Linked DNA regions of Homo sapiens: region 2 is linked to region 1. Evidence: chromatin contacts called from ENCODE Hi-C or POLR2A ChIA-PET data. All regions are on one chromosome and are shown on one strand. Each heading gives the region's core, a stretch centred on a gene start or an enhancer-like site at or near the end of the contact. The rest is flanking DNA. Distances are from core to core; before and after follow the strand shown.

What was found. Hi-C counts contacts between places; a loop is a spot of excess contacts on that map. ChIA-PET counts read pairs that join two places held with the same protein, here RNA polymerase II (POLR2A). Pooled maps may share reads with other maps.
Region 2: a loop to region 1 is called in a map of sigmoid colon, with 10 times the contacts of the local background. The contact joins the enhancer-like site here to the promoter of GADD45G in region 1. A Hi-C loop is called at or near these places in 7 of 168 maps with a recorded cell type or tissue (CD4-positive, alpha-beta memory T cell, OCI-LY7, dorsolateral prefrontal cortex and 4 more) and 14 of 50 pooled maps. POLR2A ChIA-PET finds 5 or more read pairs at or near these places in 5 of 52 experiments (H1, MCF 10A, RWPE1 and 2 more).

The regions. Positions count from the first base shown.
Region 1 is chr9:89,602,658-89,607,100 of GRCh38, reverse strand. It overlaps GADD45G (growth arrest and DNA damage inducible gamma), which reads right to left and starts at 2,089. Exons shown (of 4, transcript NM_006705.4): 1 at 1,927-2,089; 2 at 1,568-1,669; 3 at 1,221-1,434; 4 at 546-1,132. The coding sequence starts at 1,979. The coding sequence ends at 1,022. It overlaps LOC105376139 (a long non-coding RNA gene), which reads left to right and starts at 2,085. Exons shown (of 2, transcript XR_930105.3): 1 at 2,085-4,361. RefSeq lists a silencer at 2,720-2,769 and an enhancer at 2,380-3,278.
Region 2 is chr9:89,889,073-89,893,515 of GRCh38, reverse strand. No RefSeq gene overlaps it. Among named protein-coding and RNA genes, the nearest start is that of MIR4290, 130 kb to the left of the region's middle. Within about 2 kb of position 1,820, at least 19 of the 41 ENCODE cell types and tissues checked have a DNase peak (open chromatin) inside an H3K27ac peak, as active enhancers do; they include dorsolateral prefrontal cortex, sigmoid colon and transverse colon, where a contact is called at or near this core.

The sequences.
Region 1 (4,443 bases), core at 840-3,339:
GCAGTCATCAATGTCATATTTGGTATTAGTACCTTTGTAGCATTGCTTTGTGTCAGAGCATTTAAGAGGAAAAAGTCCCCAAGAGCAGGAGCAGTCTGCCACCATCCTCAGGGACCACAAAGGGCAGGGCCTGCAGAAGGCAATGCTCATTGTGCAGGAAAGCCTGAGGCCTCCTGCAAGCTGTTCAGATAAGCAGCTGTAGGAGGGAGGGGGAGGAGGGCCGAGGAGGGGGAGGGGAGGCACAGGTCACTGTTATCGCCTTGGAAGGCAAGACTTCAGCTGCTGCACTGTCTTATCTCAAGTATGCTCCTGTTTTGCAAGTTTAAAATCTTCCTAAAAGGAGAAAAGTAGGAGCCAGGCTCAAGTTCTACCCTAGCACTGGGCAGCATGCCCTCCCTCTGCCAGAGGGGAGGAGCCTGTCATTCTTGCCCGACAGGAAGACGGAACAGGTGCCATCAGTTCCACGGAGTTCCAGCAATCCTCTGAAACCCTGCACGCCACCTCCCCCGACACAAAGATCCCCTACCCTCAATAAAGAGCATAAGTTTGTTTCAAAAAGTTTATTGTAAAATTCAAAGCTTCAACAGCAGCATCCTTTAGAAAACGAAGCATTGCCCGGATCCGTTTTGAAAAAGCAGCGCAGTCGGCTAAGTCCTTCACGCTCCTGCAACTGTACCAAGTCCAGGGCGCCGCTCCTTCCTGCCGAGCGCAGGCTGCTGAGTCACGCCTGCCCGGCCAGTCTGTCCTTCCTGGCCCTGAGGCCAACGTCCTAGCCTAGGCCTTCCTGGGCGAGCAGCCGCTCCAGACACTTGCAGAGTCCTCAGCTCGGACCAGCCTGGCCCTGCCGCCACCGGGCCCCTCCTCGGGAGGCCGCGCCTCCTCGCTCTCCAGGCGCCCCCCCCGCCTGCCAGTCTCCACGCCGCACTCGGGCACCCTCGGAGGGCCCCTCCACAGAGCCAGCCGCGCTCTAGGCGCCCCGGGGCGTCACCACGTCGATCAGACCAAGGTCCCCGCCGGGCTGTCACTCGGGGAGGGTGATGCTGGGCACCCAGTCGTTAACGCTGCGGCTCTCCTCGCAAAACAGGCTGAGCTTCTCCAAGGCGGGATCCTTCCAGGCGTCCTCGTTGGGGTTCTGCGGAGAGAGAGCAGGGTCAGCCTGGCTGGCCGCGGGCCGAGGCGGGAACGACACTGGGGCGGGGACAGGACGGGACTGTACTCACCGAAATGAGGATGCAGTGCAGGTCGCCCGGCGCACCCGCCTCCTCGCCGGCGCCCACGATAGCCGCCAGCCGCTGCACATCGCCCACGCGCACTATGTCGATGTCGTTCTCGCAGCAGAAAGCCTGGATCAGCGTAAAATGGATCTGCAGCGCGATGTCGCCCTCGTCCTCCTCACCCGCAGCCAGCACACAGAAGGTCACATTGTCGGGGTCCCTGCGAGGGCAAGGCGGGGACCTAGGTCAGAACCGGCTAGCCGAGTTCTCCCGCCGCCACCCCTCCCATCCGCCAGTCTCCTCGCCATTCACCCCCGCCCCTGTCTCCCAGCCTGGGCCGCGTCTACACTTACACGTTCAAGACTTTGGCTGACTCGTAGACGCCGGCAGTGAGGCAGCCCTGACGCTGCGCCGACAGCAGCAACTCATGCAGCGCTTTCCCGGCACCCTGCATCCTGCGGAGGAGCCAGCGCAGTGAGCGGGAGCCGGCCGGAGGGCGCGGCGGAGACCCCAGCCCCGGCCACCGGCACACACCCTTGGCTCCCCAACTCCAACCACACTCCAATCCCGGCTCAGCGCCTGCACCCCGGCTCTCCAACCGGGATCTGGCGCCCGGACCCCCGCGCTCCCCTCCTACCCCGCGGATTCCCACCCTGGAAAACCCTGACGGTCGCCGACCGACCAGCGGCTTTCTCAGCGCCCTGAAACCCACCTGGCTGTGCTTTCCGGAACTGTGTCCTGGCCGCGGACTTCTTCCAGAGTCATAGTGCGATCAACCAGCAGCTAGTTATCCACAAGCGGAGAGCGCGGAGGGGACGCGGGCGAACACACTGACAGCCAGAGCTCAGCACGGCGCGCCCACCACCAGCGAGTGCGCCCCTACTACGCTGCGCGCCCTTATATAGGCTGGTGGGTGCGGCGCCGCCAGCTGGCGCGAGGCTGCGCGCCTATTGGCCGGCACCCGCTTTCTGATGTAAATGAGGCGGCGAGCCAGCGGCTCGTGCCAGAAGGCCACGTGGGGAGGGGTGCGGGGGATGACAATGCCTCAAATCTGCCGCTTTTGTTGGGGTGTTACCAGGCAGACTGGAGCCTGCAGATTTCATCTCGCCTGGCTTTTTTTTTTTTTTGAAGTCCTTAAAAGGAAAAAGTAAAAAAAAAAAAAAAAGAAAAAACCCAACCCACAAAAACCTTGTTTGCTTATATGATGCTGCAATTTGCGAAAAGCACCTTTATAGAAGCAAAGGGATTTTTTTTTGCATTTTGTATTGCTACCTTTCTATTTGTTTCTTTTCTTTAATTTGAAGTCTATGAGACTGTTGCATTGGAGCCAGAAATTAAGGTAAAAACAGGTAGCGCCAGTTAGAGGCTTGCAAAAGGCAGTGGGCACAGCCCCCTGCAGCTGACCACTAGCGTCCCGAGCGCGCTGGTGATGCCTGCCAGGCATACTCAATGTGTACATTGAGCCGTCTCTGGAAGATCCCACCCCACCTCCCCGCCCTTGGCCGAGCGCGGCGGGGCGCGGGAGACGGGGGCGGGCGGGGACGAGCAGATTGCGGCCGGCGCACGCCGCTCGTTTGCATTTCTATGGAGGGCGCACAATAGCAGAGGTCTGGCGTGTGGCGGTTTGCTGTAGGGACAATCGAGGCTTTCTCTTCATAGCAACACTGTCCACCTGCCGCCGGGTGGGGTGGGCAGGACCCCGCCGCGCGTGGGGGTCGCCGGGCTGCCTGGCGCGTGGGGTCGAGGCTGAGTGCCACTCCGTGGTCCCTGAGTGCACGCCCCCAGTACTGGCCCTGCTACAAGTAATTCCCTTCCATCCGTTCCTCGCACGGGTGCCGAACAGCCGCGCGAGTTGGGAAGGACGGAGAGCTGCTGTGCAGTCTTCGCGGCTGGACGCCCTGTGGCCGGGACCCCGCGGCTGCAGCCCCTGGAGCTTAGGTAATGCAGCTCGGAATCTTTCCCGGGGCGCCATCTGCAGGCAGGTTAAAAAGATCCTGAACCCCTTTTGTCCTCCCCTCCCCCCAACACACACACCCTTGCATTGGCCTGGCGCGGGGGAAGGGCGGTGGAGAGGGACGGCCACGGAGCTGCCCGGCCGGGCCCAGTGAGCCCTGTCCAAGCTGCGCATAAATAGAACCCGAGTAAGGGCTGCAAAACGCATTCAGGTGGGACTGCAGTTACCCTGGGGAGTAGAGGGCAAAAGGAAATTCCCATCCAGTACTGATGGAGTAAGAGCCCCTACGTCTTATACCATGTTGAAATATCTTAATTACTTAAATGCGCATATGTAAAAAGCCTTTTTTCCGGCAATGGAATAAGTCTGGAAGAGATCTTGGGAGAGTTTAATAGGCTAGAGGTTGCTGCCGTTTGACCATACACGCTGGCACTTTCAGAGGATTCACCCACTGAGCACCTTCTGTGCTACGTGAAAAGGCGCGCTGGGGGACACCTCATTGCTTCCTTTTTTTGGGTGAAGCCTTGGAGACTGGCCAGGACAGTGGCGGGCCGGGTGGATTGGATGGAAACCCGGGCCCTGCCGCAAGACTGGGGCGATAATGGGAAAGTAAACAACGCCGTGGCTTTGTTCCTTTCATTCAGGCTTTCTTCAGGTGGGTGGTGAATGTACAAGGTACTTCTGAATTTGTTATGGGGAAGTTTCCATTCTGCGCTTGCAGGCAGGCACTTCTGCCAAGGTGAGAAGCTGGCGTCTTGCGCCCCCCAGCGGCTTCCTGGCAGAGGAGAGCTGCAAAAGCCCGGCCCTTCCTGGATTCTAAGAATGAAGAGCTTGCTCTCCTAGCATTTCTGAACTCCAGAGGTGTCTCCTAAGGACGGGGGGAGAGGGGAGGGGGAAGCGGAGCCAGGCGGCATTATGCCCCGTTTGTTCGCTAGTTTCTTTTCTTTCTTGATGTATAAAATGATGATATGCCTTGATTGGATAAAATATGTTAATTTTAAGTGATTGGAATATAGGTATTACTCTTTTAAAACTATTAAACTTTTCTTTTCTTTTCTTTTCTTTTTTGAGACGGAGTCTCGCTCGGTTGCCCAGGCTGGAGTGCGGTGGCACAATCTCGGCTCACTGCAACCTCCGCCTCCCGGGTTCAAGCGATCCTTCTGCTTCAGCCTCCCGAGTAGCTGGGACTACAGGTGCGCCACCACGCCGGGCTAATTTTTGTATTTTTAGTAGAAACAGAGTTTCACCATGTTGGCCAGGCTGGTCTCAAACTCC
Region 2 (4,443 bases), core at 571-3,070, 290 kb before region 1:
TAACAGAATTCGCACATTCATTCAAACTGTTTTTCTGTGGAAAACAGATAGCAGAAGATATATGTAATATGTAAAACTGACTGGGTACACCTGGGATATACAAGGAGTGTCTACAAATGACCAAAAGATACCAATAAGCAATTCAGAAGTGAAGATGGCCAAATCACCAACAAGTGTACTCAGAGATGTTCAAAATCACTGTTAATAGGAGACGTGCGAATTACGAGAGCAGGGAGATAGCACTTTGGACCTATACACACCTCAGATTGGCAAAGCCACGAATACACTGAGTGACACCAATAAAAGATTAGTGAAAATGGAAGTTGCCATACTCATGAACAAAGCCACAAGTGTTGCTGAAAGCAGCCAGGCATTGCTTAGAAAACCAATCGTGTTTAGCACTGAGCCAGCAACTCCACTTCTGGGGTGGCTTCCTCTTCTGGAGCCTTCACCAACAGGTCTACATGAGACATCTTTGCAGACTTTCATGACTGCATTGTCAGTGGCAGTGGAGGGGAATGGATTAGCAAAGTGTGGGTGATGCAGACTATGTCAGAAGCAACAGCTAGATGTACGGACAGCCAACAGTGACATACACACACACAAGAACACGCACACACACGGTGACTACGTACACAGGAAGGAGCAGAAAAAGAAGCATAGTATTTACATTCTACATGGATTAAAAAGCAATGTAGGCCAGGCGCGGTGGCTCACACCTGTAATCCCAACACTTTGGGAGGCCAAGGCAGGCGGATCAACTGAGGTCGGGAGTTCGAGATCAGCCTGACCAACATGGAGAAACCCCGTCTCTACTGAAAAAACAAAATTAGCCGGGCGTGGTGGTGCATGCCTGTAATCCCAGCTACTCGGGAGGCTGAGGCAGGAGAATCACTTGAACCCGGGAGGCGGAGGTTGCAGTGAGCCGAGATCATGCCATTGCACTCCAGCCTGGGCAACAAGAGCAAAACTCCATCTCAAAAAAAAAAAGGTAATGTAAATGTACAAAACACCACTTAGCAAGGATACTTACACATTTATAGTGCATAGCATATGAGCATGACGGCCTCTGGAAAATGGAGTTGAAACAGGAATAGGGTATTGGAAATAAATGGGACTTTGCATGGATTGATGCTGCTGTCTCAAACTATAAAGAGAAAATAACATAAGACTATTATATAGAGGTAGAGCGGGGGAAGAAATAAAAACAGGAGTCTTTCCAAGCGCTTGCCTCTGGGTGGTTTCCCAAGTATGATTTCATAATTCTGTGTCCTCAGACACTCTCTGAATGCCACTCACTCTCTGGGGCTCAGAGAGCACACTCTCACCAGGACAAGAGCCAAGTCTGGGGTAAAGAGAAGCTCAGGGGACAGGGTTGGGGGCTTGGGGCAGAGACAAGCTTGCAGGGCAGGTAGGAGCAGGCAAGCCTGCTTCACGTCTTGGGTGTTTTCTCTTTTTCTTGCCATGACAGGGTGATGGAGACACAGCCCTGGTGTGGGCCAGAGTCCACCCTGGGATAGGAGGCCCTGCCAAGGCAAAGTGGCCTGGTAACTTGGCGCTGTTTCCTGGGGAAAATGCAACCATTGTTTTAACACAAAACATGCTTCTGTCCCTGGCCAAGGCCCATCTGTAAAAAGTTATTTTCTTCAAAAGCTTGAAGGAAAAGGCTGCAAGAAGTGTGCTCTGGCTTCAATCTCCCTATACACAGTTCCAGGCCAAGTACAGTAAGGCCAGCCAAGCAGGGTGACCCCTGACGGTGGAGGCAGGGCCAAGGCCCCCAGCAAACAGGAGCAGCATGACGTACCAGGGATCTTAGCCTGAGCTTGGCCACAGACCCATTCAAAGCCTTGGCTACTTGCTGTCCTCTGAGTTTTACTTTTCCCCACAAGCCAGAATATCACGATCAAATGGCTGGAGGCCATGGGCCCTGTGAATGCCTTCTCCAGAGATTGCCATGGTCCTTGAATGCCTATCTCCCCTGTCCTGCCCCAAACCTCCCACAAGCTGATAGAACAGACCATGGCCTCCACCACATCATCCCCAGACAAGAGCCGGGTGGGCCCTGTGGCCAGCCTCCCTTCTCATGGCCAGCCCCTCCAGGTCCAGCCAGATACGAGGCCCCACCCACCTGTCCTCCCTGTCCCTGCGGGAGGGCACTGGAACTGGGCCTCCCAGCCAGGCGAGCATTGTGAGTGATCAGATATGGAAATACTCCTACGATCACCAGGGCACAACCAGTGGAAATCCTGGTCCTGGAAAGGACTTTTAGTTACAATATTAAATTTGAAATGAAGAAATTTTACATTTTAATTCTCAGTAAGATATCTGGGTAACGCCGCGTTGCATTTTGTAAAGGACTGTGCTGCTCATAATCTTTCCTTACCACCGCCCAAGCCACCCGGCACTGTGTAGGTCAAGGTGCCAGTAGAACTGGCACCTGAGCCTGGAGGAGGGTCCCTCATGTACCAATGGGCTCTGAGTCCACTGTCATGCCCAGTGAGCCACTCAACCAGGAGCCAAGGGGCTCAGGGGCATCAGAATGTGTGACAACACCCCCAGTGGAGCAAGCCCATGGGCAAACACCCCGACGTCCTCCCTGAGGGCGGCAAAGTCAGGCGCAGTGGCTTGTCCTTCCAAGTTCCACAGTCAGCTTGGGGGGCATTCACGCCATCCTGCCTGCTCTCCTGGGCACCTAGCACAACACTGTGGTCAAGTTTGGCCTGAGCTGGTGCAGGACCAGCGTGTGGGGAAGGGCCCTGCCCGTGGCAGGCAAGGCTCTCTGGCCCCGGGTGCAGGAGAACCCTGAGGATAAGGCAGAGCAACCTGAGAGGCAGATGCCAGAGAAGGGCTCCCCAGCACTGGAGCGGGGCCTTCCAGGGGCTCCCAATTCCCAGCTTATCTATTAAAAACTTCATAACCCTGGCACAAGAGGTTTGCTTATTTACTTTGGAAATAGCCATGCCACCCGGGCTGGAAGCTCACACTGCAGAAGCCTCCATGGCTGGCCGTTTGCTCTTCTAATGACTCCAGAGTTTGGACAATCAGAGTTTCTGATGCTGACACCAGCTGAAGTGTGTCTCCAGCAGGACACCTGCCACTGGAGGCCATGCCTCGGCCCGCGTCTGTCCAGGGCACTCCTTGAGCAAGTAGGTCCAGTGAACAAGGGAAGCACCTCCTTCCACCCAGAAGTTAATGCTATTGTCCACCTCTTGGAGGCTGGGAAGGAGGACATCTTCCTTCAGCCTCATCTCTACAAACTTTCTCTCTTTCTCTAAATTATTTCCTCTTCCACCTCCACTGGGTCACCTCCCCAGGAGTGGAGGAGCTGTCAGGGCTACTACCCATCTGAGGGCCTTGGAGGGAACCAAGAGTGGGAGGAGGGAAGGTGAGGGTTACTCCCAGTGCTGGGGGAAGAGCCTGGCCGTAAGGGAGGAGCCCTGCCTTATTCCATCCCGCCATCTGCGCTTGGGGCAGGGAAGATCTAACAGTCAGCCTGGGCTGCTATAGCAAAGCACCACAGAGCTGAGGGGTGAAACTACCCGCATTTATCCTCTCAGCCCTGGAGGCTGGAAGTACCAGAGCAAGGTGTCAGCAGGGCTGGTTTCTCCAGAGGCCTCACTCCTTGGCTTGTAGATGGCGTCTTCTTCCTGCATCCCCACATGGTCATCCCTCCCTCTGTGGGTATCTGTGTCCTCATCTCCCCTTCTTATAGGACAGTGGCTATATTGGATTAGGCTTTGAAAAGGAAAATTAAAATTTGGGTCCACAATTTACTGTGCCAAAAGAAAAAAAAATTAAGCTGAAAGCTGAGTCGTGGAAGAAGTTGCCTTTCCTTTTGTTCCTAAGCAGATAGCTACAGATAAAAGGTTAAGTATCTCCACAGGTAGCTGCTCTATGTTCACCTTAACTTACATAAAGTGCTGATTTACTGAGTGCAAGACGCATACATAATTGACTATACCCCCACCAGCTCCTTTTCTCTTGCAACATGTGGATTCAGTAATGTGACCATACCCTCCCTCCTTCCCCTCCAGCCTGCTTTTCCCCTTTAAATATTGAAGCCCTCAAAATCATCTTTGGAGAAAGACACAGAACTGTCTCCTGAGTTATCAGGAGTTATGGGCATGAGTTATCAACCTTGGCAAAATACGCTTCTAAATTGATTGAAAGCTGTCTCAGATATTTTTTGGTTACAGGTCCACCCATACGAACTCACTCTAACTTAATTACCTCTTTAAAGATCTTGTCTCCAAGTACAGTCACATTCTGAGATATGGGGGTTGGAATTTCAACACAGGAATTTGTGGGGGACACAGCTCAGCCCATTGGTGGAGGATGTCTGCTAGCAGCACGTTCTGCAGGCCGGCCTCACCTGCAAACATGGTCAAGGTGACAAGCAAAAGCTGGCCTGGGGCAAAGTACTCTAAAGTCAGCCTCAAGGGT